2 separate regions of the Homo sapiens genome follow, and region 2 is linked to region 1. Evidence: chromatin loops called from intact Hi-C (ENCODE). Cell type or tissue: ovary. All regions are shown on one strand. Links, peaks and the distances in the headings refer to the core of each region. The heading gives the core; the rest is flanking DNA.

What was found. Hi-C counts contacts between places; a loop is a spot of excess contacts. Peaks named below come from ENCODE experiments on the same cell type or tissue, not always from the same donor. Only the 100,000 strongest peaks of a DNase experiment are listed, where the experiment ranks them.
Region 2: a loop joins it to region 1, with 4 times the contacts of the local background. A loop is called at or near these places in 6 of 110 quality-filtered maps.

Annotation. Positions count from the first base shown.
Region 1 is chr7:47,246,889-47,261,982 of GRCh38, reverse strand. It overlaps LOC124901628 (a long non-coding RNA gene), which reads left to right and starts at 7,369. Exons shown (of 2, transcript XR_007060318.1): 1 at 7,369-7,592; 2 at 8,204-9,883. RefSeq lists a silencer at 7,308-7,487. In ovary, for the core only: a CTCF peak has its summit at 7,388 (motif pointing right); DNase peaks (open chromatin) are centred at 7,532 and 8,197; H3K4me3 peaks cover 817 bases; H3K27ac peaks cover 1,533 bases.
Region 2 is chr7:48,103,309-48,118,402 of GRCh38, reverse strand. UPP1 (uridine phosphorylase 1) reads right to left here. Exons shown (of 9, transcript NM_003364.4): 6 at 14,992-15,094; 7 at 11,321-11,530; 8 at 10,896-11,042; 9 at 9,667-10,185. The coding sequence ends at 10,046. It overlaps LOC105375271 (a long non-coding RNA gene), which reads left to right and starts at 4,028. Exons shown (of 4, transcript XR_927253.3): 1 at 4,028-4,375; 2 at 5,171-5,311; 3 at 6,490-6,610; 4 at 6,699-7,228. RefSeq lists a silencer at 12,607-12,830. In ovary, for the core only: a CTCF peak has its summit at 8,038 (motif pointing right); DNase peaks (open chromatin) are centred at 8,052, 9,262 and 10,142.

The DNA of each region.
Region 1 (15,094 bases), core at 2,950-10,949:
TTAGGTTGATTCCATGACTTTGCTGTTGTGTGAATAGTGGTGTGATGAACATACATGTGCATGTGTCTTCATGATAGAACAATTTATATTCCTTTGGGTATATACCCAATAATGGATTGCTGGGTGGAATGGTACTTCTGTTTTAAGTTTTTTGAGAAATTGCCACACTGATTTCCACAATGGCTGAGCTAATTTACATTCCTATCAGCAGTGTGTAAGTGTTCCCTTTTCTCCCCAACCTGGCCAGCATCTGTTATTTTTTGACTTTTTTTTTTTTTTTAGACGGAGTCTTACTCTGTCACCCAGGCTGGAGTGCAGCAGCACGATCTTGGCTCACTGCAAGCTCCACCTCCTGGGTTCATGCCATTCTCTTGCCTCAGCCTCCCGAGTAGCTGGGACTACAGGCACCCACCACCACTCCCGGCTAATTTTTTGTATTTTTTACTAGAGACCGTGTTAGCCAGGATGGTCTCAATCTCCTGACCTTGTGATCCACCTGCCTCGGCCTCCCAAAGTGCTGGGATTACAGGCATGAGCCACTGCACCCAGCCTTGACTTTTTAATAATAGCCATTCTGACTGATGTGAGAAGGTGTCTCATTGTCATTTTGATTTGCATTTCTCTAATGATTAGTGATGTTGAGCATTTTTTTCATATGCTTGTTGGCCACATGTATATCTTTTTTGAAATGTGTTTGTTCATGTCCTTTTCCCACTTTTTAATGGGGTTGTTTGTTTTTTGCTTGTTAACTTGTTTAAGGTCTTTATAGATTCTGGATATTAGACCCTTGTCAGATGCATAGTTAGCAAATATTTTCTCCCATTCTGTGGATTGTCTGTTTGCTCTGTTGATAGTTTCTTTTACTATGCAGGAGCTCTGTTGTTTAATTAGGTCCCATTTGTCAATTTTTGTTTTTGTTACAATTGTTTGGCCCTCCTGGCCAGGGTCTATATGTCCAGAATGGAATTTCCTAGATTATCTTCCAGAGTTTTTACAGTTTTAGGTTTTACATTTAAGTCTTTAATCCATCTTTAGTTGATTTTTGCTTATGGCATAAGGAAAGTGTTTAAATGTCAGTTTTAAAAGAAATAACCTCTCCGATTGACAGAGTTCTTCGTGACAGTGTGTTTTAGAGCTGTGCACTGATGATCCTCCTTCTCTGTTTGTGGGTGAGAGTCAGGCTGGTCAGTCCACGCTGTGTGATCATGCTCCTGGGACTCCATTTTTGAAAAGGGTTGCTGTGAACATGGAATGAAATTATGTGTAAGAAGAACTAGTACAAAGCCAAGGACATAGTGAACTTTCCATAGATTGTGCTATATCTTCATCATCACCATCATCATCATCTTCACCATTATCACAATCAACATCACCATCATCATTATCCCCATTACCATCATCATCATCACCATTATCACCATCTCCACCATCATCATTATCACCATTACCATATCCTCATCACTGTCATCATCACCATTACCATCATCATCATCATGGTCATCACATCATCACCATCATCATCATCATCATCACCATTACTGAAAAAATCATCACTTTATCATCTCTTCATTACCATCATCATCATCGCTGTCATCATCATTACCACCACCATCATCATCATCACCATCATCACCATCATTATCACCACCATCCTCAACATCACCATCACTATCACCATTATCACTACCATATTTATCAACATTTTTTTGTTATCAGGCATCAGATATGATCATCTTTGACAACCTAAAGCCAGGGAAGGAGTATGAGTTGGGGGAAGCCACTCTGGTGGGTGTTAGTTTATGTAAAAACTATATTTACATGTTTGTGTCTGTGTATGTGCCATTGCCATGTGTTATTCTCTCTCCCTCTCTCTCATTTTTTTTTTTTTTTGGCTTCTGAAGAGCTATTGAAAAGTATTATAAGCTCAGCACAGTGGTGCATGCCTGTTCTCTCAGCTATTCAGGAGTCCAGCCTGGGTAACAGAGTGAAACTCCATCTCTAAGAAAGAGAGAGACAGAGAAAGAAAGAGAGAGGGAGGGAGAAAGAGAGAGGGAGAGAGAGAGAAAAAGAGGGAGAGAGAGAGAAAAAGAGATAGAGAAGGTGAGAGGGAGAGAGGGGGCGAAAGAGAAAGAGAGAAAGAAGAAAGAAAGAGAGAGAAAGAAAAGAAAAGAAAAAGGAAGAAGGAAGGGAGGAAGGAAGGGGAGAGAAAAGTATGATAGGAACTCAAAATAGGAAACATCTACCTGGGTACTAGACAAGCTTCCCAAGGGCGTAAGAAGCAAACACCTCCTTGCTTCTCTCCTCTTTGCAGTCTTATACAGAAGTTTCAATTTCTCTCCTTTCTTTGGTGATTCACAGTGATGTTCATCCACGGTTTTCTCTAAGTAACCCCCTTTTGCATCCTGGCTACCAGAAGTAGCATCTTAGGCAGGGACTCCAGTCTGGCCAGTGTCATTCCTGGCTGCCCAGTGCTGTAGGAATGTCTCAGAGGAGCTTCCTTACAAGGGTATTTATAGGAGTGACTTTTCTCTAAGCTTTATAATGCTAACTTCTAGGGTATAACTATTTTACACCAAAACCATTGATTTTCTCTATTGAGTATCCTCTATGTAGCTTCAATAGTGAGAGACATGCCTGGAAAGTCAGGGCCCTGAGGTGGGGGTTTCCTAAATCTTGGAGCAACTCTCCTAAGCCCATACAGCCTGAGATTCACTGTGGGCGAGGCTGGTCATGAGGAAGAGCTTCAGGGGCAACAGGAACCTGGGGTCTTCTTAGGGCAGCCAAAGTCTGTCTCCAACCCCTCTCCCAAGATTTGGAGTGCACGGGGGGCATGTTGGGAGAGCTTGGCCGCTCTATGATGGCCCAGTTGAAAGCAAAGAAGAAGACTCCTGGAATGAAATACTGACAGCTGCCTGAGGTGTGGGTGAAGCTGAAGGATGTCTACTTGCCACCCTGGGTAAGATGGCAAAGTTACTAGTCCTTCTGGCATATGGCCAAACATGACTGGGTGTGTCTCATACATACTTAGTGTCTTCAATGGGTTTATTTCCCTCTAGTTACCCAAAGCAAAGCAGGGAAAGGCATGTGGCAAGTTCACACAGTTACAAGTAAAAGTGAGGGTTGAATTAAAAAGGAAAAGATTTGAACAGATACTTTCTGGAAGAAGATACACAGATGGTAAGGCAGCACATGAATGTAACAGCATGAGACACTAGGGATATGCCGGTTAAAAGCACAGTGAGCTCTCATTCCACCTCCCTTAGTTCAAAAACAAGGCAAAGCTAAACAAAACCAAAAATGGACATTATCAAGTTCTGGCAGAGGCAGAGAAACTGGAACTCTTACGCTTGCTGGTGGAGATACAGAATGGGTCAACTGCTTAGAAAACAGTTTGAAGGGGCCGGGTGCGGTGGCTCACGCCTGTAATCCCAGCACTTTGGGAGGCTGAGGCAGTTGGATCACGAGGTCAGGAGTTTGAGACCAGCCTGGCCAACATGGTGAAACCCCATCTCTACTAAAAATACAAAATTAGCTGGGCCTGGTGGCACCTGCCTGTAGTCCCAGCTACTTGGGAGGCTGAGGCAGGAGAATCGCTTGAACTCGGGAGGCGGAGGTTGCAATGAGCTAAGATTGCACCACTGCACTCCAGCCTGGGCGACAGAGCAAGACTCCGTCTCAAAAAAACAAAACAAAAAAAAGAAAACAGTTTGAAAATTTCCCTGTAAAGTAAAACTTACATTTACCATGTATGTTGCAGCAATCTCCCTCTTAGGTGTTTACCCAGTGGAAATGAAAGCTTATGGGTCACACAAAAACTTATTACATGAATACTTAGAGCAACTTTTATTTATAATTGCCAAGAATGAAAACCTAATGTCCTTCAGCTGATGGATGTACCAACCAACTGGGGTACATCCATCCAATGGAATATTATTCAGCAAAGAAACCCCAAATTATTGATACTCTCAACAGAATGCAAGAATCTTAAAATAATTATGCTGAATGAAAGAAGTCCAACTCAAAAGACTACAAACTATACAATTCCATTTATATGACCTTCTGGAAAAGGGAAAGCCTTAGGGATGGAGATGTCCTGGGTTAGAGATGGGAGAGAGCTGGATTTCAAAGGATGGTGAGAAAGACTTTTGAGGTGGGTGGAACTTTTCTGTCTTGATTGTGGTGCTGGTTCCATGATCCTGTGCATTTGTCAAAACTCATAGAACTGTAGACGAGAGAGAGAGACAGAGAAAGGAATTGCATTGTACGTAAATTTTAAAAATAACTATAAAATGTGAGGGTTGGTTTCTGAACAGAGACCTAATAAGTTATCTGAGTAATATTAGTATTAACCTTTATTGAGCATTTACTTTGTGCCAGGTGTTATCTTGTGAAGTCCTCAAAACTAGCCACTGGGGTAGATATTATGAGGTAGAGCTCCAGAGAGAACTGGAGGCTCAGAGAGGCTACAGTCAGCAGAGTCCAACTCAACCCCAGGTGGGTGAGGCTGCGAGGCCTGTGCAAGGTTCCCCGGGGCTGCAGCCTGCCCTCCCCTCCCCTTTTCTTTCCCTCCTGAATCCTCCCCTTCCTGCCAGCACCTCCCTATCCCGGCCCCTCCCATCCTTCCCAGAAAAGCCTTCTCCACTCATGTCACTTCTTTGATGTAAATTCCAGTGAGTAAGGAGGACGATTTGGTCAAAGGTATGAAAATATTTCTGACTTTTGATCAAATTTCTGTTCCTATCCTTAAATCAATTTACAACCAGATGGTGTCATACCAAAGCACCTTGGGTACTTGGAGGAAAATGTTCCTTTGTCCAGAGTCTCCTGCAGTGATGTGGCTGCCCCTTCTTCCTCCACACCCTGTACTCTTTCCCATTTCCAGTCCCTCTGCTGCCCTCATACCTGGAGGCCACTCTTCTTTCCCATTTCCAGCCCCTCTGCTGCCCTCATACCTGGAGGCCATTCCTCTCTGTGTCTGGAGGCTGTTCTGACCTAAGCTCCTTTATCAGCAAAGTGGGTCCACTGTTCCTTTCCCTCCTCCCTCACCGTCTCCATCTCAATTCTTAGCCTTTTCCAATTTTTCCAATTCTTAGCCAATTCTAGCCATCTCCTGGCTGCCCAATTCTTAGCCTTTCCTTCACCCTCACCCTTCTTGTCAGGCCACTGTTTCCCAAGGATATTTCTTGCATGAGGCTGATGCTGAGTCCTTTGAGAGGAAGAGACCTACAGCTGGGAGAGGGGGCTCCTACAAGGAGGAGGCAGCAGGTTGCATAGCCCAGGCTCAGGTGCCCGCTGGGGATGACCCAGGAAAACACCCACCAAGCCAGCATGTTAGGGGGCACCCTCACCTAGGAAAGTGAGGTACAAGACAGGGAGTGTGTACTCTGCATAAATAAAAATGCCCTAGGATGAGGATGTGGAAGGAGAACTAGAGGATTATTCCTGTTTTGTTCTCTGTACTTGGAGAAACCCTCTGTGCTTCTCATATCACGGGGCCTGTGGGGCTGAAAACAGGGTGGCTTGAAGACATCCTCTCCTACTCTCCCCTCCCCTTTCTTCAGCTCCCCTCCCCTCTCCTCGGTGCTGTGGGTGCCTCTGCTCATGGAGGGAACCATGTGGCTGAGGCTGTTGTGATTCTTTCTGATTTGGTCTTGTGGTCTCTTTCTGCAGAGTTCCTATAAACTGTGCCCCACCTAATGGGCCTCGGGGATTTGGTGGTGGATGTGTACAGCACGCCTTTCACAAGATTCTTCTTTATCCTGGCAGGTGGCCTCATGCCTGAGGGTGAGACCCATGGTCTGGTGTTGCTCTCACAGGAATCTTGTTCATACTGGCAGACTCCTTGTGGCTCCCATCTGACCTGTTTCCAGCTATTCCCAATAAGATAGCCACTCTTTAGGCCAGCCCTGACTAGGAGAGGAGCTAGGTTCTGGTGCATCTGTCCGGGGAGACAGAGGAGGCAACTGGACAAAGCACATAGAGTCACAGAAGCAGCATATTCCTCACAGATCCCAGAGAGAAGAAGGCAGAATACCTCACATGGCTAGCGGAATGGAGGGAGCTGCCTGGGGCACACACACACACAACCACTGGGTGGGGATCGAGAGAGAGGAGGACCTGTAAGCTGAGGCCTTAAGTGGGGTCCAGGGGTCTACCCCAGGCAGGTTTCCCATAGGGAGTTCTAATTGATGGGTTTAGAGCAAGCAGGCACCGGTTCCATGTAATCACGCCATGACTGAGAGGTGGTCATTGCAGCATATCTGTGAGGTCCATGTGGGGTCAGTGGGGTGAGTCAAGTAGGTTGTATCCAGCTGTCTCGTAGGGCAGTGGTCACCAGGAGGTGTTTGTATAAGGCAGATGTCTGGATTGATCACATTGAGGAACTGGAAGGAGGTGGAGAGCTGGAAACTGTGTTAAGGGTGAGTAAGCCCTGCCTCTGGTAGGAAAAAGTTAAACCTCTGTTGGGAATGGTAACATGGAATTATAAGAGTTCACTACAAGCTGCATCCTAGGCCTTTCTCCTACTCTCACTGCCACAGAAACCCAGTGGTTCCGGGTTAGTGGGTCCGCATGTTGGTGCATGTTCGTGTGTGTGCGTGCATGCGTGTGTTTGTGCATGCATGTGCACATATGTGTGTCTGAGGTCTTTCTTTTCACCCTTAAACCCCAACAGGCTAGTGACAGGTTGTGGGCCCAGGGCAGCAGGGGCCACTGATCTTCAGGGGCCTCATGGCTCAAATGACATAGCAGGGCCCAGGCAGGGTTATGGTTGGAGAGACACCTGGGGACCCAGGGACGGCCCTGTGGCCCAGGCAGGGATGTGGCAGGAACCTCTAACAGAGCCTGCACCTGACAAGGACCAGAGAGTGGTAGCCTTGAAGTCACACCTGCCTCGATTTAATGAACAAGTGGGCAGTTTGCACAACTGGCCTGGCTGTTTCCAGTTAGCGTCGGCTCCCAGGGACTGGCACAGGCTCAGTCGGCTCAGCATATTGTCTATGGGCGATTTTCCATCTTGCTCACAAAACCAGGAACATTTACTATCTGGCCTTTTCCAGAAAAAAGTTTGCGGGTTCCCGGGCCATGCTCTCATTATTGTTGGCGTTATGAGGAAATGCAGATACAGCAGCAGAAGGAAGATCTGAGAGAAGAAGACAACAGGGTCACTGAAGTTGTGTTAAAGTGGTGCAGCACATTTGCCCTCTTTTTTTTTTGTACTTTCAAGACTGGCCACAATGCTGAATTTCAACGAAAGCACCCATAAGGAAGCCTGCCTTTTGATGTGCTCAGCCTGCGAGGGTCGGGAGGAAGAGAGGGGCCTGCCGCCTCGCGCCCTGCCCGCGCGCCCTCTGTGGGTGCCGCTGGTCCCGGTGTGGCCGGCAGGGGGCGCGCGCGCCATTCCCGGGCTCGCCGGGCGGGGCGGGGGCGCTTCCGAAGCTGAGCCGAGGACGCCGTGTTCCGCCGGTCCGGAGCGCCGCTACTCCGCGACCTGAGCCTGGCTCAGCAGCTCTGCCAGGCGTGCTTCCGCGCAGGGTGGCCGGACGTTCTGGGGAAGTTGCCCCGGGCCCAGCACAACGCCTGCGGGGGAGGGGGTGAGCGGCTCCAGCAAGGGACCCAGGGGCGGGGCTCAGGGAGACGGGGAGGGAGAATGGAATAGATAGGAACCGTCGAGATCTCGCAGGGGGGCCCACAGGCCACCCCCAGGGTCGCCTCCGCCCCCGCTGCCCTGCGGGCTACCGGCTCCAGTGGCGGGCCAGGACAGGGCAGCGCGAAGAGGAAACGCGCCCCGGCGCTAGGCCCCCCTCCCAAGGAAGGGGTCAAGCGGGCTCTGCCCTGCCCTACTAGTGTGACTGCTGGCTTCTGGGGGCTCAGCTCCCCGACTGTAGAGGAAGAGCTAGAAAAGCGATTCCCGAGAAGGGGAATCATTGTAAGCAGTTACTGCACTGTAAAGTGGCAGAGGGCTTGCTTGGTAGCGGAGAATCAATCGGGTTACTCTTCCTTCCTCACGGGAAGGGCATTTGTAAATTCCGCGTTGCAGAGACAGCCGGTGCTGGCCAGTTGCCTGGCAAGCGTGTGCTCACGCACACATCAGCTGCATCCATGAGGGAGATGATCCTATCTTAGCGTGGCAGGGCCAGAAAGGGGCTGAGAGTCTGGGCCCAGTACTGCTGGACTGTGCAGCCTTCGCTCTGTTCTCCTTCAGTGATGACTCACTCTCTCCTGAAAGAAGACCACACTGCCCCGGAGACACAGGAGGCCTTCTGACCTGGCCCGGTTGCCCTTCCTGGAGATGCCCCTCCTTCCCCAGAAGGCAGGCTCAGCTCATGGATGGTGCAGTCAGTAAGGGGAACTCAGTGCTGCCCAGGTCCCAGTCCACTGTGGACACCTGCATGATCTGACACTTCCCCATGAGGACTTTTGAGAAGCCAGATGACTTGTTTGAATTATCCAGTTCAGCTCCTGAGCCTCCTCTGCAAGATCCTACCAAGCAAACTTGGGGTGTTTCCCCTGCTCCCCTATTTCTGGTATTAACACCTTCCCCAGAACACCAGACTATTCCTGTTATGACGAGTAAAGACCTCTTAGTATTGTAACTTAAGGGGGTCACACCATGGCAACATTCTATTTTTTTCCTTTTTGTGTACTAGCTAGAATTACTCTATTTATTTACTTCAGGCATTTACTTGTTGTAATTATCTGATTTTGTGTCCCTGAAATAGTTTTTGCAGAAAAATCAGGATAAATTATTGATTCTGCCCCTTTTATTTTTTATAGTTTTTAGAAGGGGTTTATTTTTTATAATCCAAATGTGCCCAAGTAAGGTTTGTTTGTTGAGAAGTGCCTTTCCAAACCCCTCAATTTTTATTTTATTTATATTTATTTATTTATTTATTTATTCATTTTGAGACAGAGTCTTGCTCTGTCTCCCAGGTTGGAGTGCAGTGGCACCTTGTATTAGTCCGTTTTCATGCTGCTGATAAAGACATACCCCAGAATGGGAAGAAGAAGAGGTTTAGTGGACTTGCAGTTCCACATGACTGGGGAGGCCTTACAATCGTGGTGGAGGGCAAGGAAGAGCAAGTCAGGTCTTACACGGATGGCGGCAGGAAAAGAGAGAGAACTTGTGTAGGGGAACTCCTCTTTATAAAACCATCAGATCTCATGTGAGACTTATTCACTATCATGAGACCAGCACGAGAAAGACCTGCCCCTGTGATTCACAGGGACCCACTGGGTCCCTCCCATGACACATGGAATTGTGGGAGTTACAATTCAAGATGAGATTTGGGGGGAAACACAGCCAAACCCTATCAAGCCATCTCGGCTCTCTGCAACCTCCACTTCCCAGGCTCAAGTGATTCTCCTGCCTCAGCCTCCTGAGTAGCTGGGATTACAGGCATGCGCCACCACACCTGGATAATTTTTGTATTTTTTATAGACATGGGGTTTCATCATGTCGGCCAGACTGGTCTTGAACTCCTGACCTCGTGCAATCCACCTGCCTCAGCCTCCCGAAGTGTTGGGATTGCAGGAGTGAGCCACTGTGCCTGGCCCTCAATTTTTAACATGTATGTTTCCATTCATTGCTGAGCTGTTTAACCTTATATAATGTTAAAGAAAACAGATGGCAGCTAGGTAACAAGAGCCCTGTCAATGGGCATCCCCTTCTCCTATGTTCCGTTTCTGGGAATCAACTTAAAGAGACCATTAAAAACCAGATTTGCACAAAATCAAACAAACATATTGGTTGAAGCATTTAAAAGAATGAAAGTTTGGAAATAATCTCATTATTCAATAGTTATTCAGTAGTTGCTTAATAAAATGTGGCATATCCATTTGATGGAATATTATATAGCAATTAAAATGATATTTCTTAAAACTATGTATGTCTTCAAGCATCTTTATTGAGGTATACATACCATAAAATTCATCCAATTTGAAATGTACATTCAGTGACTTTTAGTAAACCATCACAATTCAGTTTTAGAACATTATCACCACCCCCAAAATTTCCTCCTACCCATTTGCAATCAATCCCAGCTACCATTTTTGACTCCAGGCAACTACTGACCTGCTTTCTATCTCTATAGACAGAAATTCCTAGAAATTTCATATAAGTAGAATCATACTATATGTGGTCTTTTGTGTCCGGCTTCTTTCACTTCGTATAATGTTTTTGAAGTTCATCCGTGTGGTTTCCTGTATCAGCATTGCCTTCATTCTTATTTCTAAGTGCGTTCCATTGGATGAATATACCATATATTGTTTATGCATTCATAAGTTGGTGAACATTTAGATTGTTTTCACTTTTTGGATATTATGAATAATGCTTTTGTGAAACATTCACATATAGGTCTTTGTGTGGATATGTGTTTTCATTTTTCTGGGATATATACCTAGAAGTGAAATTGTTCAGGATATGCTGAGTGGATATTTTTAAGAAGCTGCCCAACTTTTTGCCAAAGTGGCTGTGGCATTTTTTTTTCCTACAAGTGATGTATATGGGTTCCGGTTTCTCCACATCCTTGACAGTGGGTGTTGGTGTTTGAATGTTGGCTATTCCAATAGGTTTCTGGTAATATCTTGTTATGTTTTTAATTTGCATTTCCTTAACGGCTAATGGCATCTTTTATCTCATTATTTATTATAGCATGTTTGTCATTATTTATTTATATATCTTTGGTGTCTATTTAAAGCTTTTGCCAGTTTTTCCTTTTTTTTAAAAACTTTTATGCCAATTTTTCAGTGGGTTGCTTATCTTATTATTATTAAACTGTAAGAGTTCTTCATATATTCTGGACACAAGTGCTTTATCAGACCTAAGATTTGCAAATATTTTCTTCAATTCTGCAGCTTGTCCTTTCATCCAATAAGAAATAATGATATATTTTGCAGAACAAATTTTTGTTAACTTTGATAAAGTCCAGCTTATTCATTTTTTTCTCTAGGGATTGTGCTTTTGGTGCCATGTCTATGAAATCTTTGCCAAACCCAAGATCACAGACTTTTAAGAAGTGTTTTTTTTTTTTTTTTGAGACAGCGTCTCCCTCTGTTGCCCAGGCTGGAGTGCAGTGGTGCGATCTTGGCTCACTGCAACCTCCACCTCCTGGGTTCAAGCAATTCTCCTGCCTTAGCCTCCTGAGTAGCTGGGATTACACCATGCTCGGCTAATTTTTGTATTTTTTAGTAGAGGTGGGGTTTCACCATGTTGGTCATGCTGGTTTTGAACTCCTGACCTCATGATCCACCTGCCTCGGCCTCCCAAAGTGCTGGGATTACAGGCGTGAGCCACCATGCCTGGCCCAAGAAATTTTATAGTTCATTTTACATTTGGGTCTATGACCCATTTTTAGTTAATTTTTGTGTATGATAAGAAAAAAGGGTTAAATTATTTTTTAAATGTGGAAATTCAATATTTGTTGAAAATACTATTATTTCCCTATTGGATTGTCTTGGCATTTTTGTCAAAAATCAATTGACAAATATATGCTTAGAAATGACATGAAAGCACAAGCAACAAAATAAAAAACAGACAAGTTGGAATTCATTTAAATTAAAAGCTCTTGTGCATCAAGAGACATTATTAAGAAAGAAGGCAACCACAAAATGGAAGACAATATTTGCACATCATGTATCCAATAAGGGACTAGTATCCAAAATATATAAAGAATTACTACAGCTCAGCAACAAAATAGGCAATGAACTTGAACAGACTTTTCTCCAAAGAATGTATACAAATGGACAATAACCACATGAAAAGTGGTTCAGTGCCATTTAGTCATTAGAGAAATGTAAATCAAAATCACAATTAGAACTGCTTCAAACCCATTAGGATAGCTATTACTAAAAAAAAAAAAAAAATTAGAGAATAACAAGTGTTGGCAAGGATGTGAAGAAATTAGAACTCTTGTACACCACTGGTGGGAGTGTAAAATGGTACAGCCCCTATGGAAGACATTTTGTTGGCTCCTCAAGAAGTTAAACAGAATGACTAAATGATTCATAAATTTCACTTATAAATGCATACCCCCAAATAATTGAAAACAAATGTTCAAATAAAAATGTGTACATAAATGTCCATAGTAGCACTATTCATAATCGCCAAAAGGTGGAAACAACCCAAAGTTTCATCAGCTGATGAATGAACAGAAAATGTGTTATATCCATATAGTGGAACATTATTTAGCCATAAAAAGGAATAAAGTACTGATACATGGTACAATGTGGATGATCCTCAAAAATATTATGTTAGTAAATGAAGCCAGACACCAAAGATTACATATTGTATAATTTCACTTATGTAAAACATGCAAAATACATAAATCCACAGAGATAGAAAGGAGACTAGTGGCTTCCAAAGGCTGGAGGGAGGGGAAATAGGGAATGACTGTTTGATGCGTCTGAGTGAAATAGTTCTGAAACTAGAGAGAGAGATGATGATTGAGCAACATTCTGAATGTACTAAATGCCACTGAATTACAACACTTAAACATGGTGAAAACTTTGTTTTGTGTTGTGTGTATTTTACTACGATAAAACCATAAATGGGTGGGCTTTTAATAGTCTTTTGAGAGGTAGTGCAGTTCAGTGAAAACACCATGGATTTCAGATGTGATAAGATTTGATCTTGTATTTTCTCACTCTATGACCTTGGGAAAACCTCTTGGAACTGGATTCTGTATCTGGAACGCATGGTCAATTGGTGTTACTTCAAGGATTAAATGAGATGATATAACTGCAGTGTCAGCACAGACACTTGGCACATTTCAAGAGGCCAAGAGTAGTCATTTGGCTTGGAGAAGAAAGCAAAAAGGGACAAAAATGCAGGACAGTTCTTTGGGTCTGACCCAGTACTTCCCACCTACTTGCTTGTGGATTTCAAGAGTAACTGTAGCTTGTGCTGAGAGTGCAACATTCTGAGATGCCGGGGACTGGCTGGAATAGCCTGGGCTCTGTCCAGTCCCTTCCTAGAAACAAGATGTCCTTCAGTGCTTTAGCCCAGCACACCATGTAGCCTCTGGAGTGTAAAAACCTGTGTAGGCTGCTTTCCAGAGTCCGGCAGCTGTAGTGCAAGTGGGGCACAAGCAAAAGAGACTCCATCTGCCCCAGGCACCTTTCCTGAGTTCTGGGGGATGGCTTGCAATGAATCCTAGGCTCCCGTTGTCCTTACTGCTTAGCTGTAAGTGATAAATCCATTTGCTGTAACTTGTGCATGGATGGGTGTTCTGTGTCATTGGACTCAGACAAGTTGGAAACCAATGCATTGTGGACGTGCTTCACAATACATGTGGTAGAATAAAAACAGCAAGACAGGAGTTGGGAGTTCTCAGTGATTACAGGACTTGGTGGCCACCTTGGATCTGGTCCAACCCTGCCTCGCTCCATCACCTCCATCTCTAGCTGTGTTACTTTGGACAGGTTGCTTAATTTCTCTGAGCCTTAGTTATGTTAAGTCTAAGATTGTTGTGATAAACAAGACACTGCCCACAAACTGCTAGCATTATTATGTAAGCCTATGTAAGTCCCTGGCCTGATCTTCTTCAGTAATAAAGAAGAAAGGAAAGGAACATCCATGTAAAAGTGATAATGGCTTCTGGGATGGTGAACAAATCTTTTTTAAAATAAATCCAGCATTGGATACACTTATTTCATGCTCCCTTCACATTGTTCTGTCACCTACTTCTACAGGTATGGTTTCGCCCAGGTGCCAGGACCTTAGCCTTCCTAATGTGCTGTCTCATATTTGTGTGCAAGTCCATCTCCTGGTGGGCTTCCCTACCAGGTGCACCTGGCCTTGGTGGTCTCCCTGTGGGGCAGTTTCATGGGCCCCTCGATTCGGGTAGTGTGATGCTTGTTGGCTCCAAATCAGTTTTTACCTAGTGTTTCTGATATTCATGCACCATGGCAAAGGTGAGAATTTGGGCCCTGCACCAGGTACCAGCAGGCTACGAGTTCAGTCTCGGGGAGGATGTCTCTAGGATGGGTGCATCAATACCTATGCTGGGGCATTCATCCCTGCATCATGAATCCTGGCTTGTCCCATTCCCCAAGGGCTGGGAGGCACTGGCTACACCAGCTGTTGGGGTTTTCTCTTGTTTATCTCACAGAGTTTGCCCTTTCTTGTTTCTGAACTAAGGTAGTACTTTTAATATCAAAAAGATTTTTACTCCCACATTTTTATGAATTTACAGTGGGGTTCATTTTGAAGGAGGGGATTTGGGAATGTGCACAGTCTTCCTTGGAACCTGGAAGCCTGAAGTCAGCAGGGAAGGGGAGCCGTGGGAGGCAGGCAGTCAAGGAGTGACAAGATCGAAGGGGTCACTCAGGAAGAGGACTGCACTGGCGTGACCCTGGATGTTCAGGGATCAGAGCACCTGCTGCATACCCTCCTGCAGCAGGTCAGCTGTTTCATCCTAAGTCAGGGGCCTCTTCCATGGCTTGTAAGCAGTTCTAACTTCAGAGCCATGTGGCCTAAATTAGACTTGCAGTCTTTCCCCGAACCCCTAAGTCTTCCATACAGATTGGGCTCCACAGTGTCCTTCCAAGTGAAATGGCGAAAAGCAAAGAATTTAACAGGATCTTCGAGCCACTTTTGCATGACACAGCTGCTTCCTATTTTGGCTGCTCATTGCTCTTGGATCTGATCCATTTGTACCTTCTCCTAGCTGGCTTGGGACCACAGGGTACTGCAGAGAATGCATTCCCCGAGCTCCTTCGCCAATTCATTTCTGGATATGTAGTTATATACAGTCATGCACTGCCTAACAGTGTTTCTCTGAACAATGCATGTGGTGGTCTCATAAGATTATAATACTGTATTTTTACTGTATCTTTTCAGTGTTTAGGTATGTTTAGATACATAAGTACTTGCCATTGGTTACAATTTCCTACAGTGAATAGTACAGTAACATGCTGTGTAAGTTTTTTTTGTTTTGTTTTTTTGAGATGGAGTCTCACTTCGTCACCCAGGCTGGAGTGCAGTGGAGCGATCTTGGCTCACTGCAACCTCCGCCCTCTGAGTTCAAGTGATTCTCCTGCCTCAGCCTCCCAAGTAGCTGGGATTACAGGTGCCTGCCACTGCACCCAGCAATTT
Region 2 (15,094 bases), core at 4,546-12,545, 850 kb before region 1:
TTTTTTGTTTGGGAGGTGGCAGATATGTGAAGGAATTTCTCTCCAGTCAGTATTTATCTCCCACAATCTACTTAAAATAGAATCAATCATCAAGAGAGCTATTAAAAGAAACCGTCCCATTTATCAGAGCTTTCTGTGCGCCGTCCTCCAACGCAGGATGATTTAAACACACTGATGGGAAGAGGCGAACCTCAAGGGCAGTGACAACATCAGCTCTAATGCCTCTTAAAAATAAAGAACAGGCCGGGTGTGGTGGCTCACGTCTGTAATCCCAGCACTTTGAGAGGCCGAGGCAGGCGGATCATGAGGTCAGGAGTTCAAGACCAGCCTGGCCAACATGGTGAAACCTCGTCTCTACTGAAAATACAAAAATTAGCTGGGCATGGTGGTGCGTGCCTGTAATCCTAGCTACTCGGGAGGCTGAGACAGGAGAATCACTTGAACCCAGGAGGGAGAGGTTGCAGTGAGCCGAGATCACGTCACTGCACTCCAGCCTGGGCAACAGAGTGAGACTCTGTCTCAAAAAATGAAAGAAAAAAAAGGAAAGAAGGAAGGAAGGGAGGGAGGGAGGGAGGGAAAGATGGATGTTGGCATTTCTTTGGTGGCCTGCTTGTCACCTCAAACATGTTAACTGATGAACACCTAAGAAAGCAGGCCATCTTCCTGATTCTTTTCTTTCAAAGACCTATATCCTAAATGACAGAAAACATGGAGACATCCATACCACTGGGCCAGGATTACCTTTTGGGCCCTGTAAGAAAAACATGGAAAGTCATTTTCAAAATAACGACCAAAGCCAAGTTACAGAATATGAAACATTGTTGTCAAATTTGCTTTAATACACATAAAAATATTAGCAAGTTTTGCTTTCTAATCTAAACTGTAATAAAGTTTCAATTTGAAGAATAAGATGAATAAATATAACTTGATGGAAATCTCATAAACGTGATTGCTTCGACATTGATTTAGTTCTTAGATTTGCAATGAAAAATGTGACAGCACCATGAAAAATGCTATTTTCCATTATTTTGGCTGCCCATATTTTCTCAATTTTATTATAATTGGTTTTACTTGGTTTCACTTATTTCCTCCTGCTATAAAATTTGGTTATATTTGTAGCATGCATTTTTCAGTGAACTTAAAAAAAAAAAAAAAGAAAATGTGGTCTACAGAGACTTGTGTGCTCTAGAGTGACCTATCCTGTCTAAAGGGACCTGTATGGTTTATGGGGACCTGTGTGGTCTACAGGGACCTGTTCTGTCTATAGGAACCTGTGTGGTCTACAGGGACACGTGTGATCTACAGGAATCTGTGTAATCTGCTCTCAGCAGCTCAGAGCCACCTTGTATGCCACACCACTAGTCCCCTTCACTGGAATCTTCTCACATGCCACGTTCATTCCTCTGGCATGTATCTGGCAAGTTCCTCTGCTGGAGCCACAGACTTCCTGTTCCTGTTCCCCCAACAACCAAGTGGGTATCATAACCCCCAACAATCATTCTAAAGTAGCCACTCCCAAAAGAACCCTCTCTCGTCTTCTGCCATATTGTCATTCTTCATCACCCGTGCCAGGGTCTGAAGCTCTCTAAGCATCTGCTTACCCAGCACTGGAATCACAGCCCCACATCCACCAGTGACGAGCCCACGCAGTGGGAATCGCAACCCCACGTCCACCAGTGACCAGCCTACACAGGAATAATCACAGCCCCATGTCCACCAGTGACCAGCCCACACAGGGGGAATTGAAGTCCCACGTCCACTGGTGACCAGTCCTCACAGGGAGAATCACAGCACCGCGTCCAACAGTGATCAGCCCACACACGGGGAATCGCAGCCCCGTGTCCACCAGTGACCAGCCCACACAGGGGGAATCACAGCCCTACATCCACTGGTGACCAGCCCACACAGGGGGAATCACAGGCCCATATCCACCATTGACTAGTCCACACAGGGAGAATCGCAGTCCCACATCCACTGGTGATCAGTCCACACAAGGAGAATCACAGCACCGTGTCCAACAGTGATCAACCCACACATGGGGAATCGCAGCTCTGTGTCCACCAGTGACCAGCCCACACAGGGGGAATCACAGCCCTACATCCACTGGTGACCAGTCCACACTGAGAATCACAGCCCTGTGTCCACCAGTGACCAGCCCACACAGGGGGAATCACAGCCCTGCATCCACCGGTGACCAGTCCACACAGGCAATCTCGGCCGTGTGTCCACTGGTGACCAGTCCCCACAGGTGGCCTGGTAAGTGGCAGCAACACAGTTAGTGGAAAGGTGATATGGAAGGATCATGATGTTCTAGTTGAAAAGCAAAGTGGGTAGAATTTTTTAAAACCAGATTAATTTTGAGCAACCTGCTCTTACACATTGGTTGCTCCTATGGAAATGCACACTTAAAAAATTACCTCTGACTGAAGGTCATTTGTTTTGGGACTAGGGCTGGATGTATCTGTATTACATCCAAGACAGTAGATCAACACCATTAATATTTATGTGCCTCTGTTTTCACAAGGCCCTCACGCCAGCTCCTTCTGGTTATAAGCTGAATTGTTTTTCCTCAAAAGTCATGTATTGAAGTGCTAACACCTAGGACCTCAGAATGCAACTGTGGTCTACCTGGAGTATTTAAAGAAGTGATTACATTTAAATGGAGTCATTGGGGCTGGGCTTGGTGGCTCATGCCTGTAATTTCACCACTTTGAGAGGCTGGGGCAGGAGGATCACTTGAGGCCAGGAGTTCAAGACCAGCCTGGGCAACATACTGAGACCCCATCTCTATTTTTTAAAATAAATGAATGAATGAATAAACAGAGTCATTGTGTTGGGCCTGATCCAATATGCCTGGTGTCCTTATAAGAAAGGAGATTAGGACACAGACACGTACAGAGGGAAGACAACAGAGAACACAGCAAGAAGGCAGCCATTTGCAAGCCCAGGAGAGAGGCCTCAAAAGGAACCAGTTCTGCCCACACCTTGATCACACACACAGACACACACACAAACACACACAGACACACACACACACAAAACCACACACACACACACATACGAACCATCCCCAAGTACTGTTCCTGGTATAGTTTGGATGATTGTCCCCTCCAAATCTCATGTTGAATGTTATTCCCAGTGTTAAAGGTGGGCCTGGTGGGAGGTGTTGAGTGAACCCCTCATGAATAGCTTGGTGCCCTCCCCTTGGTGATGAGTGAGTTCACATGAGATCTGGTGGTTTAAAAGAATCTGGGACTTGCTCCCGTCTCTCTTGCTCCTTCTCTCCCCATGTGACACACCTGCTCCCCTTCCCTTCCGCCATAATTGTAAGCCTCACCAGAAGCAGATGCCAGGGCCATGCTTCCTGCACCGTCTGCAGAACCATGAGCCAATTAAGCCTCTTTCCTTTATAAGTGACTCAGTCTCATGTATTTCTGTATAGCAGTGCAAATGGACAAACACAGTTTCCATCCTGCCTGTCCTGCCTCTCTCCCAACCTCCACCTCCCTCTCCTCAGCCCCCCGACCAGATGTCCTTCCTGGGCCACACTACCCTGTATCCTGTCCCCAGTGAGAAGCTCACCTTCCAGAGGCCAGCCTGGCGTGGACTGGGTGTGGGGCACGTGAACCAAAGCCCAGAGCTAGCCCCGAGGAGTGATCCTTGCGTGGGACTAGAAAGAGGGGACCCGCTGTGTCCTCAGTGAGAAGGAGGGCAGGGATGCAGGGGTGCAGCCCTCAGATAACAAGTGACAACTGGCCGGGCACAAGGAGGGGTGTTTAAGGTTGAGGTGAGACTGGATTGGCCTCAGGGAACTACTGCCACAGGAGGAAAATGTGAGCCAGAAAGAGGCCCCAGGGCAAATGGCACCAAGCTCAGCTATCTGGGGAAGAGTTTAAATCTGTTCATGAGCCCCTCGCACCCGTGCTTCTCTACCTGTGACCTCATCCCATCGTCACAAGAGCCCTGTGTGGTACATGGAATTTCGTAGGAAAGGAAACTGCTGTTCAGTGAAGGGAGGAACCTGCCCAGACAGGCCTGGGAACCTGCCAGCAAGGCAGTCCACCACCACGTCCTTTTGCCTCTGGCCGCGGCACACTGGAGGGAAGCCGTGGGGCCCTGCAGGGAACCCTGCCTTGTCCAGACTCTGCAAGGTGCCTCTGCAGGGCTTCTGGCGTCCCTTCCACAGGAGCTATTTGCAACCCTGGGAATTGTAGAGAACTTCTGTCCTGCCTGGAGAGGCTTGACTGCCCCTGTGGGCCCTGCTGAGAGGCTGGCTCTGCTTCCATCTGTACTTCATGCTCCTCACTCCGTGTGAACTCCTGCCACTGGGACTGCCTCTGAGAACCAGTCACAGCACCTGCCAGCTTCCCTCATGGTGAGTGCAATTCAGCAGCTCATGCCTATAATCCCAGAACTTTGGGAGGCCGAGGTGGGCAGGTCACGCGGGTGGATCACTTGAGGTCAGGAGTTCCAGACCAGCCTGGCCCACGTGGCCAAACCTCATCTCTACTAAAATTACAAAAATTAGCCTGGCGTGGTGGTACATGACTGTAGTCCCAGCTCTCAGGAGGTTGAGGCAGGAGAATAGCTTGAACCTGGGAGGCAGAATTTGCACTGAGCTGAGATAGCACCACTGCACTCTAGCCTGGATGACAGAATAAGACTGTCTCAAAAAAAAAAAAAGTATTTTCCATGTGTAAGGATAAAATGATGAACCTTTCTTGTGGGAGGTAGTTGCTTCCCTCCTCCCTCCTTAGAGTGCCTCCAGAATCAGCCGGGTGAGAGATTTTGATTTTATAAAGCAAGGTCTAGGGCCTTCTGCCCCCTAGAACTGGGAACACATGCACCCAAATAACTCAGGCACCCTCGGGAGGCACGCAGGGACTGTCACAAGATCATCCAGTCACCCTTCAAGGAGATCTGGGGGAAGTTCTCATTTTTCCTCCACTTCACTGTGTAATGTAAGACTCCCTCCACATAGTCCCCTCCCACACGCGTGGAGTCTCAGCACACATAACTGGGGCTTTCTCTCTCCTAGACTGGACATGGAAAGGCCTACCACTGGCGGGTTGGCTTTATTTCCATAACACACATGTTCATTTCATTTCTGTATGGCAGTCATGATTTTACCCTTTTTAAAATTTTCTTCCTACAAAACATTCACTGAAAGAGACCCTAAAGGAGAACTCTTACCAGCCCCCACCCCACCCCACCGCAGCACAGACTACGCTGGGATGCCAAGGACTGACATTCATACCTGTGTTCTCCTCTCCTTGTGAAGTCCAGAGAACTGAGTGCTACTCTTTTCCTAGTAAGTAAACTTCTGCATGGCTGTGCATGTATGACAATGTGTGCATGAATGTGCATGGAAACGCACAGGTGTGTATGTGTGCACATATGTGAATAACACACTGTGGCCGCACAGTCCCAACCCTCACACAGACCTGAGCCCAGGCTGTGTCCTCATCTGGCATTTGGGGATAACACAGATGGGGAGAGGGCCAGGCAGGATCGCTGATGGAAGTTCCACACAAGGGGCCTGACAACGATGGCTCAATACATATTAGCTATTATTAAAAGCTCACATCTGCAGAGCTGATCCTACTCCATGAAAATCGGTCAGAAATCACTCTCCTTCATGTACGTGGTAACTGAAAAACTACTAAGCACCAGCAGAGCAGTACTATTTTCTTATACTAGCACTGCTTCCTTATTTTATAAGTTGAGCCTAATGTCTGGGTGGTGATTAATGAGATGATATTCTACTATTACATACATACCAAGGAGTACTGAAATATGAGTAAGCTGCAATGGAACCCAGAAGCCCTGATGTGAAAGTCATTCCTAACCTAGGAAACAGAACATCTTTGATGTCCTTGGGGGTCCCCCCTCCTCCCAAATGCACCCTGCCTCCCAACAGAGGAAACTCCTGATCTCAATTGGGGTTTCTCAATCCCTGGTGGAGTTTTTTCCCCTAGTCTTACAATGAAATGCACGTAATCCTAAACAACATATTGTTTAGTTTTGTCCATTTTCAAACTTTATATAAATGGAATCATGTTGTAGGTACTATTCTACAATTTGCTTTTTTCACTTAGAATGTTACCTGAGATGGTTCTGTACTGATGGTGAAGGTGTCTGCATTTATTTTCACTGTTTTTCATCATCTGAGCACACCAAACTCATTGCATTTGTTCTCTGGCACATGGATATTTGGGGACTTCTGGCTTTTGTTACCGAGGCCTTTGCAATTATGAACATTCCTGTCCATGTTTCCTGGGCCACATGAGTTCTCTCCATGCAAGCCCAGGAGCAGGAGTGGAATTACCGGATAATACAATATATGATGGACACCTGGCTTTAAAACGTGGCTTAGTGCTAGGCTTAAGGATAAAGGTATAGGAGACGCACAGCTCATGCTCTAACATATTCCACTGTCCCTATTGTCATTTATAAAGACAAACCATCATCTCATTGTTTCTGGTCAAGGTGGCATTGTCACCGCTGTGATGAGACTGGACCGCGAGGAGGCAGCAGGAGGAGCGTGGCCACCTCTGCAATTGACACCAAAGCCCAACCTTTTATGTGAGAGCGTGGCAGGCTTCCTGAGGTAAACTCTTGACTAACTCACTAGTGACGTGCTGATTTTCCAATTTACAAAGGGCTGGATAATTATTAACATTTTTTTTTCACATTAGTGGGAGGCATTCTGAGCATATCACTTAAGGACTGCACTAGAGGAAAACATGGAGTGAACTCGCTGACAACGATTTTTGAAATCCAGGGTAATTAGTTCCATCAGAACAATCCCAATTACATTCCTAATTCTCTCTGCCTTGCTGAAAGCACCGAAAGTGAACCATGTTGGTGTCATTATATTCCTGCTCAGAAGAGTCTTTATCACCAGCGCTGGGAATGGAGGAGGGGTTGAGGAAGGGGCCAGTGCCCAGGTTGTGGGAAGCCCCCACAAGGGGACCAAGCCAATGATACCAGCGTGGCACAAGGGCCTGAAAGTCAAAGAGTGGCCAGTGCGGGGTGAGGAAGGGGACCAAGTTTCTGGTCGTCTCCCGAGGAATTCAAGTAACACTCATGTGAGGACATTTATAACGTCAGCTCCAGAGACATCTTGGTAGCCAAATGAGGAAAGAAAATAACTTTCATCTGAGGAATTTGAGACCTTTCAAATTATTACAGCCAGAGAGACATTAAAATGGGACAATAAGCCAAACACAGTGGCTCACGTCTCTAATCACAATGCTTTGGGAAGCCTAGGTGGGAGGGGCGCTTGAACCTAGGAGGTCAAGACCAGCCCGGGCAACACACAAGACCCCATCTCTGCAAAAAAATACAAAAATTAGCCAGGTTGTGGTGGCGTGCACCTGTATTCCCAGCCACTCAGAAGGATGAGGTGGGAGGATTGCTTGAGCCCAGGAGGTCAAGGCTGCAGTGAGCTGTGATTGCACCACTGCACTCCAGCCTGGGTGACAGAGCAAGACCTTGTCTCAAGAAAAAGACATCAATCACTCCCCCTTTTTAACTATGTATTCATCTCTTGGAACTGCTTGCTATTGCCACAAGTAGCTATAAATTAACTTAATAATGCCACACTGAATACTAGAACCCACACTCTATGGCTTAACAATGTGTAGCCATTGATCAATATCATTTCTGTAAACCAATGAGAATTCCTGGCAGACAGCTGTGTATCAGCCCATTCCCTGTCCCTTTTACCTTTAAAAATCCACTTGTAAGTGCTGCTAATCAGAGTGTTCATTCAGGGGAACTTGAATCTATGTTCTTGGGTTGCAGTCTTCAAGCTTGGACCCAGTTACTTCTCTACTTTTACCAATTTTGCCTCAGCTTCTTCCTTTTAGGCCGACATAAACTAATCCAACAAGTTCATGTTTACTCAATCAGAACAAGATGTGTTGTTCAACCGGCATTTCCTGCGTGTCAGGGGGTATAGAGTTCACCTGTAAGGTCAGGGATGTCGCCCGATTAGATCAACAGAGATCCACCTGGGGGTGGCTGATGTGCACTACCTCACATAGCCAGCAGAGGGCAGTGCAGTGCCAATAGCTGCAGCTTGGCCATTGACACCTGTAGAAAGAATCTCATGTTCAGAAGTCATTTTACCTTCTGCCTTGTCCCGGAGGAGGGTGCTCAGGCCACAGGCTCTGTGACAGCTCCCCCAGCGAGACAGACTTCCAGGCAGTGCAGAGACAAAACACCTCAAAAACAAACTAGCCCTTTTCTTACTAATAGCAGCCTCCTCTTTAGCCTTAAATTCTATTTCTGTGTGGTTTTTTTTCTCTGCTTTATCAAAGATGTCCTCCTAGGAAGTGGCGGGCCCACCTGGCCACACTTGCCTGGGTTGAGGTGTGAAAGAAATTAACCTGCAAGTCCCCTACTGCCTGGGGCAATGGTCCGCACCTGCATCCTCAGCCTGCCCCAGAGCCTGGTGATAAACATCATCTGGTTGGTCAGAGGATAGAAAGGCTATCCCACACTGGGTCCTGCACCCACAGGGGCATGGTGACATCCAGTTGAAGTCTGGGGGCACTTGGTAATTTGGAGACAGATGAGCGCACAATAGTAGCAAGTCCAGCCCCTGCAGCTCGTGCTGGAGTGAGAAGCCAGGAGCAGAGCCTTTAGCATGCTGCCCTGGGTGCACAGATGACTGCACAGCCACATCCCAGGACCCTGAAGTCTCCTTGAGGGTTCCAATTTCTCCTGGACAGCTTCAACAAAGGGACCAAGAAGTGCTGAGGGAGAAATGGAAGGAGACTCACTCTCCACCCTAAGCAAATCTGTATTACAGACCCTAGAGCTTGAGAAGGTGGAAGGGAAGGAAGTTTTTGATTGGGACAAGGATCTCTCTTGCTCTTAGCACTTAGAAGGGCATGTGGGCTCAGTAGATGCTGAATGACCCTCATTTTGGGTTGAATCTCAGAATCACAGGGAAGGCACATTAAAGAGTGCACAGACCACACACATGCACCCACACCAAGGTCCCCACACACCTCCCTGGCCACTCCAAGTCACACAGCAAACTGCTAAGCAGAGCCCCTGAGCATGGGAGTGTCCCTCAGAGCCCACCAGGAAATAAGCCCATCTCAAGGACAGGAAACAATAAATACCAGAAAGTGGCCACACTGATGTGGGGAGAGTTGAGAAGTCAGCCAGGAGCCTGGGCAACCCACAAGCCAGTGAAGACCCAAGACCCAGCTGCCCCTGAGCTGGGGACCTAGGCCTGCCCAAGTAGCTGCTGCCAGACTCACCCGAGACAGACAGAGGGGCCACCCTGGATTCTCCCCTCCACTATAAGGTGCAACCGAGAAGGAAGCTAAGAGACACGGAGTCTAGGAATGTCAGTGTGAGGCCAGGAATGAATGCAAGGCTGACAAGCCATGGACAGAAACAATAGGACAAGCTGTCTTGAGCCCAGGTGTCCCGTTTCCCATCCCTAGGTACTTGGATCAAGACACTAGCATTGTGGACAATGGGTGGGAGGATTACTGTCGTGTGATTAAGCTGGTGTGGATGGTTTTGGGAATGTGTGTGACTATAATTTGGAAACTGTGTATATGCCTGTTTAGGTACGCATTATTTCTCAAACACCCCTGCTGTCTGCTTCATTGGTTTTCAGTCATCTCTCATTGCAAGTGGTGCATGGAATTTTTTTAATGTATCAGGAAATTAGTTTCCTGGCACTATTGTCAGATTTCTTGTTTAGTGACATGAAATCTGACTACCATTAGAATTTTAAAGTCTGAAAAATTTCCCTAGAAATAGTACAAAAATTTGGTAGAATGTTCTTGAAGAAACCCCAAATCAGGCTAACATCATTGAAAATGCTCCAATGAAACTTCAAAAGGAAGAACATCTCCCATGCGGTTAATCCAAGATTCTCTGTCTCTTAATCGCGATCTGATTTTCTAGATTCTTGTGTAAAGTGTGCTCAAAGTCCACACAACAGGGGATTTTGGACAATGCTTTTAATGGCAAGTCATCACAGCAGGTCTGCGGAGGTGCAGGGCAGCGCTCAGGCCTTGCTCAGTTTCTTCTTGATGAAGTAGCTCACCAGCCGCTGCGGCCTCTGCTGGTACTCGCTGAGCACATTGCGAGGGCTGCTGATCTGGTCCCCTTCCAGGCGGTTCAGGAGGGTGACACACACCACGGCCGCTGCAAAGGACAAAGACCACATCAAGGCAAGGTGCCGGGGGTCTAACATTTCACAGGGACGGGATGAAGAACCCACGAGCTCTGAGGAGCAGCCTCTCTGCCTCCTCAGGAAACCAGGCTGCCCATGCAGTCAGGCGGGGCCGGAGGATGGAGTGCGGGAGGGAAAGGCGCTGGTCCAGGGGCTCGGAAGACTCCTCCCTCTCTGACACCACCCTGCCCTGTCCCTCCCTTATTCTCGTGCCTGCTTCCAAAAGGAATTCACCATTCCAGGACCAGCTCAGGGCTGCAAGCACCACCTTGAAAGGCACGTTTTGGCCGAGGTGATAAGGGAATTCTGCAGAGCTGTGAGCTGGCCTTCAAGGGTGGCTAGTACCTTGAGGGTAGATGAACCACAATTCAGAAAGCCAAAGCGCTTTGAAAGCCGAGTTTTTTATAGACCTGGTGGCAGCCTCATGGGGCAGCAAAAGCTTTTTTGTCATTTTTCCTGCACAAGGTCACTGAGAATCCTGCATTTTGTCAGGGTGTGACAGTCAGACATTGAACAGCATTGTGGTGACAACACATATGTCAGAAAGTGACTTGGGGGCAGCGGAAACAGAAACCAGAAATGGGTATCGGGGTGCCCCAGGAGGAGGGGCCCCAGCGAGGGGCTCCAGGAGAGCAGAAGTGAAGGGAGGAGGGGACGCCGAGGCCCATCAAGTGCCGCTTACCTTGGAGGCCGCAGGCGCTGCACATGGCGGCAAACACCGAGGACTCCATCTCGATATTGCGGACGCCGGCTGCATAGGCTGCCTCCAGATACGCCTGCTTGTCCTTCTCCGTGTAGGAGCAGAGAGCCCCATCCAGACGGCCTTGCCCTGAGGCACACATGGAGACATGAGAACCACATGCATGTGAGAAGCTCCTACAACACATCAGCGCCACTGATGCCCAGAAGGACACAGGGACAAGCAAGACCCATCCAGGTCCTGCCTATAATGACCACTCAAACGGGTCATTATAACCACTCTGGGCGAAGTGTAACTGAGACAGCAGCCTGGCAAGTGGAAACGCCAGTCCACAGCGAGAAGGCAGGCTCAGGGGACGGACCAGGGTTCCCTGGCTGAAAGATGCCTCCTCGTATCCGCTGCCTCACCTTCATAGAAGTCCAAGGTGCACATGGTGTTCCCCACCACTGTGGTGAACTCGCTCAGCTCTGCAGAACACAGCAACAGCTCCTGCACCAGCTTCTTGTTAAGGTCCGTTTTCCGGATGACCCGCTTCCCCAGGACAATCTGCTCAAACTCTGCCTTGAAGCAGGTATCCACTGCCTGCTCTGTTATGACCACAGTGCCGGGCTCCAGACCTGAGGAAAAAAGCAGACATCAAGATATGCAGGGTGTAAAACAAAATAAAATTAAAGCAGGGCAGCCAGGGAGCACACAGCAGAGCATATGGAAGAAAGAAGCAGATCCACCCACACATCCAAACACGAAGCATCCAGTACTGTTCTCAAATACACAGTGACCCATTTTTCCCATTCAACTTTTTTTTAAGCTATGAAAGTAATTAATGCATGATCATTATGGACACTATGGAAGAGAAAGGCACAAAAAACAAAGTAGAGGGCTGGGTGCAGTGGCCCACGCCTGTAATCCCAAGCACTTTGGGAGGCCAAGACGAGCAGATCACCTGAGGTCAGGAGTTCAAGACCAGCCTGGCCAACATGGTGAGACCCCATCTCTACTAAAAATACAAAAATTAGCCAGGCATTGTGCCGGGTGTCTGTAATCCCAGCTACTTGGGAGACTGAGGCGGGAGAATCACTTGAACCCAGGAGGCAGAGGTTGCAGTGAGCCAAGATCACGCCACTGCACTCCAGCATGGGCAAAAAGAGCAAACTCCATTTCGAAAGAAAAAAAAAAGAATAAAATAAAAATGGCCAGGAACCTTCAAGTACTTTGTCCCATATTTCTTGCTTCCATTCACGGCGATTTCCCACTGTTGTCTGTCACTGAACCATATACCATGATGTGTTTCATTGATCCCTGTTTCATACCTTGTTAATATTTAAGATTTCAGGCAAATACTTGAAAAGTAAACCAGCAAAAGGCAGACTAGAACAGTATAATGAAGTCCCACACCCTAAACCCAGGTGAGCTATGACCAACTCCTGACCTACCTGGCCTTCCTCTCAGATTGATGCATTATTAGGGTCCAGTTTCTATGTTCTGGGCGTGCCTTCCTGGAGTAGTTTCCTGTTTGTAGGGACATTACTCTGCCCCTTATTCTTTGTGTTATAATAATTTTAGATGGGATTTGACCATTGTTATGGACCTGGACTGAATGCTGGTTTCCCCCTCAAAATTCATAGGCTGAAATCCTAACCCTAAATGTGATGGTTTCAGGCAGCAGGGCCTTTGGGAGGTGATTAGGTCATGAGGGTGGAGCCTGCATGAGTGGGATTAGTGCCCTTATAAGAGGGACCCCGGAGAGCTGCCTGCCCCTTCTGCCATGTGAGCACACAGGGAGAAAACAGAGCTCTATGAATCCGAAAGTTAGCCCTCACCAGACACCAAGTTTGCTGACTCCTTGACCTTGGACTTCGCAGCCTCCAGACTACGCGATAAATTCCTATTGTTTATAAGCCACTCAGTCAATGGCATCTTGTCTATCAACCTGCAGGGACTAAGATAACTATGATCCATTTCTGATACTTATTTTAATGCAAAATTGGTTTTCCTAAACATGTGGGAGGGAACAAGAAGTCAGATCTTTTCCAGAGCTCCCAAGTCAGTTGTTTTCATGAAACATTAAAAAACATGGCCGATTGCAAAGACCTTTGCTTCGCTCCCCACATGTATCTGAACTCCTCTTTCCATTGCTACTCCTGCGGCTGTTCTGGGCAATTCAGAGTCTCATTTCAGCAGCTTCTCCCAGCACTGGGGCTGGAGCTAGAGGAGAGCTTGGCTGATGCCTTGGTGAACCCACAGGGCCTGGAGTGGTCAAGCCCCTTGGAATTCCAGCATCACTCACATTGGGACGCACAGGCCCCCTCCAGTGTCAGCTGCCATCTTCACCATGTCCCCCTGCACCTTCCTAGGAGTGCCTGGGACTCTTGTTCTCAGGTCTGTCCATCGCCTTGAGCTTCCCCCTGAGCAGCTGCCAACACAACCAGATCCTGAGGCTTTTTGTCTCCACCCATTCATACTTTGGGGTTTGTGAGGATAGCACATCACCTTTTATTATCAACTGTGTCCAGTGGTTTTTGGTTTTGCTCCCTAGTTGCTCTTTCCATTTTTACAGAGCAATTGAGGAAAATTCAAAATCTATACTACTCCCTCCAGAATTATCTGATCATTGTTTTAAAAATCACTCCAGAGCAAGAACTCAAGAACCATTCACTAGAGTTCCTGGCAGAGGCCAGCATGCTATGCACAGCTGTGTCAGGTGGGCAGCATCGGAGACTAAGCTTGCAGGACCGAGACAGCTCATGGCCGTTGGTGTGTTGTCCTAGGGACAATTTCGCTAAACTTGGAATTACAGTCATACAAACACAGATTTTATGCATCAATCTCTCTATATAACAAAAAGAAAAGAGACAAGATAACATATTCAAAATATTTGGGTCTAAAGCAAGTCCCCTTTCAAGGTCAGGACACTTAAATTCTAGAATTGCTATAAATCCTAGATAGTCCAGGCCCTAGACAGCCTGGAACAAGTACACACAGGCCTGGCCAGCAGCGGCAAAGCTCAACTTTCTCTAGGGCACATGCAGGCTTCTTCCCTGAGCTCTGAACACCTCGGTGGGAGCAGGAATCACTAGAACCCAGTTTTTAGCAGAAAGAATGGCACAGAGTTGGAACCCCAGAGAGCAAGACCACGTATTTAAAACAAATCTGCCTAACAGACTTTGGCTTACAATTCAACAATTTGTTAGCTTTTGCTTTCTCATTAAATCTCATTCTTTCTTTGCCATGTTTGTGGGGGTTTTTGTTTGTTTGTTTGTTGTTGTTGTTGTTGAGATGGAGTCTCGCTCTGTTGCCAGGCTGAAGTGCAGTGGCGCGATGTTGGCTCACTGCAACCTCCGCCTCCCGGGTTCAAGCGATTCTCCTGCCTCAGCCTCACCAGCAGCTGGGACTACAGACGTGCACCACCACGCCCAGCTAATCTTTTGTATTTTAGTAGAGACGGGGTTTCACCATGTTGGCCAGGATGGTCTCGATCTCCCGATCTTGTGATCCGCCCGCCTCGGCCTCCCAATGTGCTGGGATTACAGGTGTGAGCCACCGCGCCCGGCCAACCATCTTTGTTTTTTAAACAAAAAAAAAATGTCCCTGTTGAGGATAGGGACATTTTAAGCTAATTTAAGGACACTTATCTGAGTTTTGTACTGCGCCTCTCTCTTCCCCCCTTTGATTTTCCTGTGTCTTTTCTCCTAAGGTGCTTCAAAATCCCTGCAGGATTAGGGAGGAGGAAAAGTAAGCAAAGGAAAGGAGAGAATGGAGAAGAAGGGGGATTAGAAAGAATAAGACAGAATCAAGCAGACAAGAAGGCACAAATTGTGTAACCCCAAAAGGATGAGTTTCCCCCATATGCATGGTGTGGTGCCCTTCTACTGCCTAGCTCTGGGGTGCGGGTTGGGAGAACAGGTTGGACAAAAACAACAAAACAAGCTTCTTTTCACACCTCCTGTTAACAAGCTTCCCTTGAACAAAGCCAAGAAAGGAACTCTTTGTCTCTAATGCCACACCATGTAGAAGCTGCCTTGGCATGCCCCAGTCCCTCATCCATTCACAGGGCAAGAGGCCCCTCTGCAGACCTTACCTATCCCACCAGAAGTGCCAATGCGGATGATAGTGACGTTGGAGCACCGGGCATAGTACAGCAGCTTTATGAGCTCATGCAACATGATTGAGATAGAAGGAAT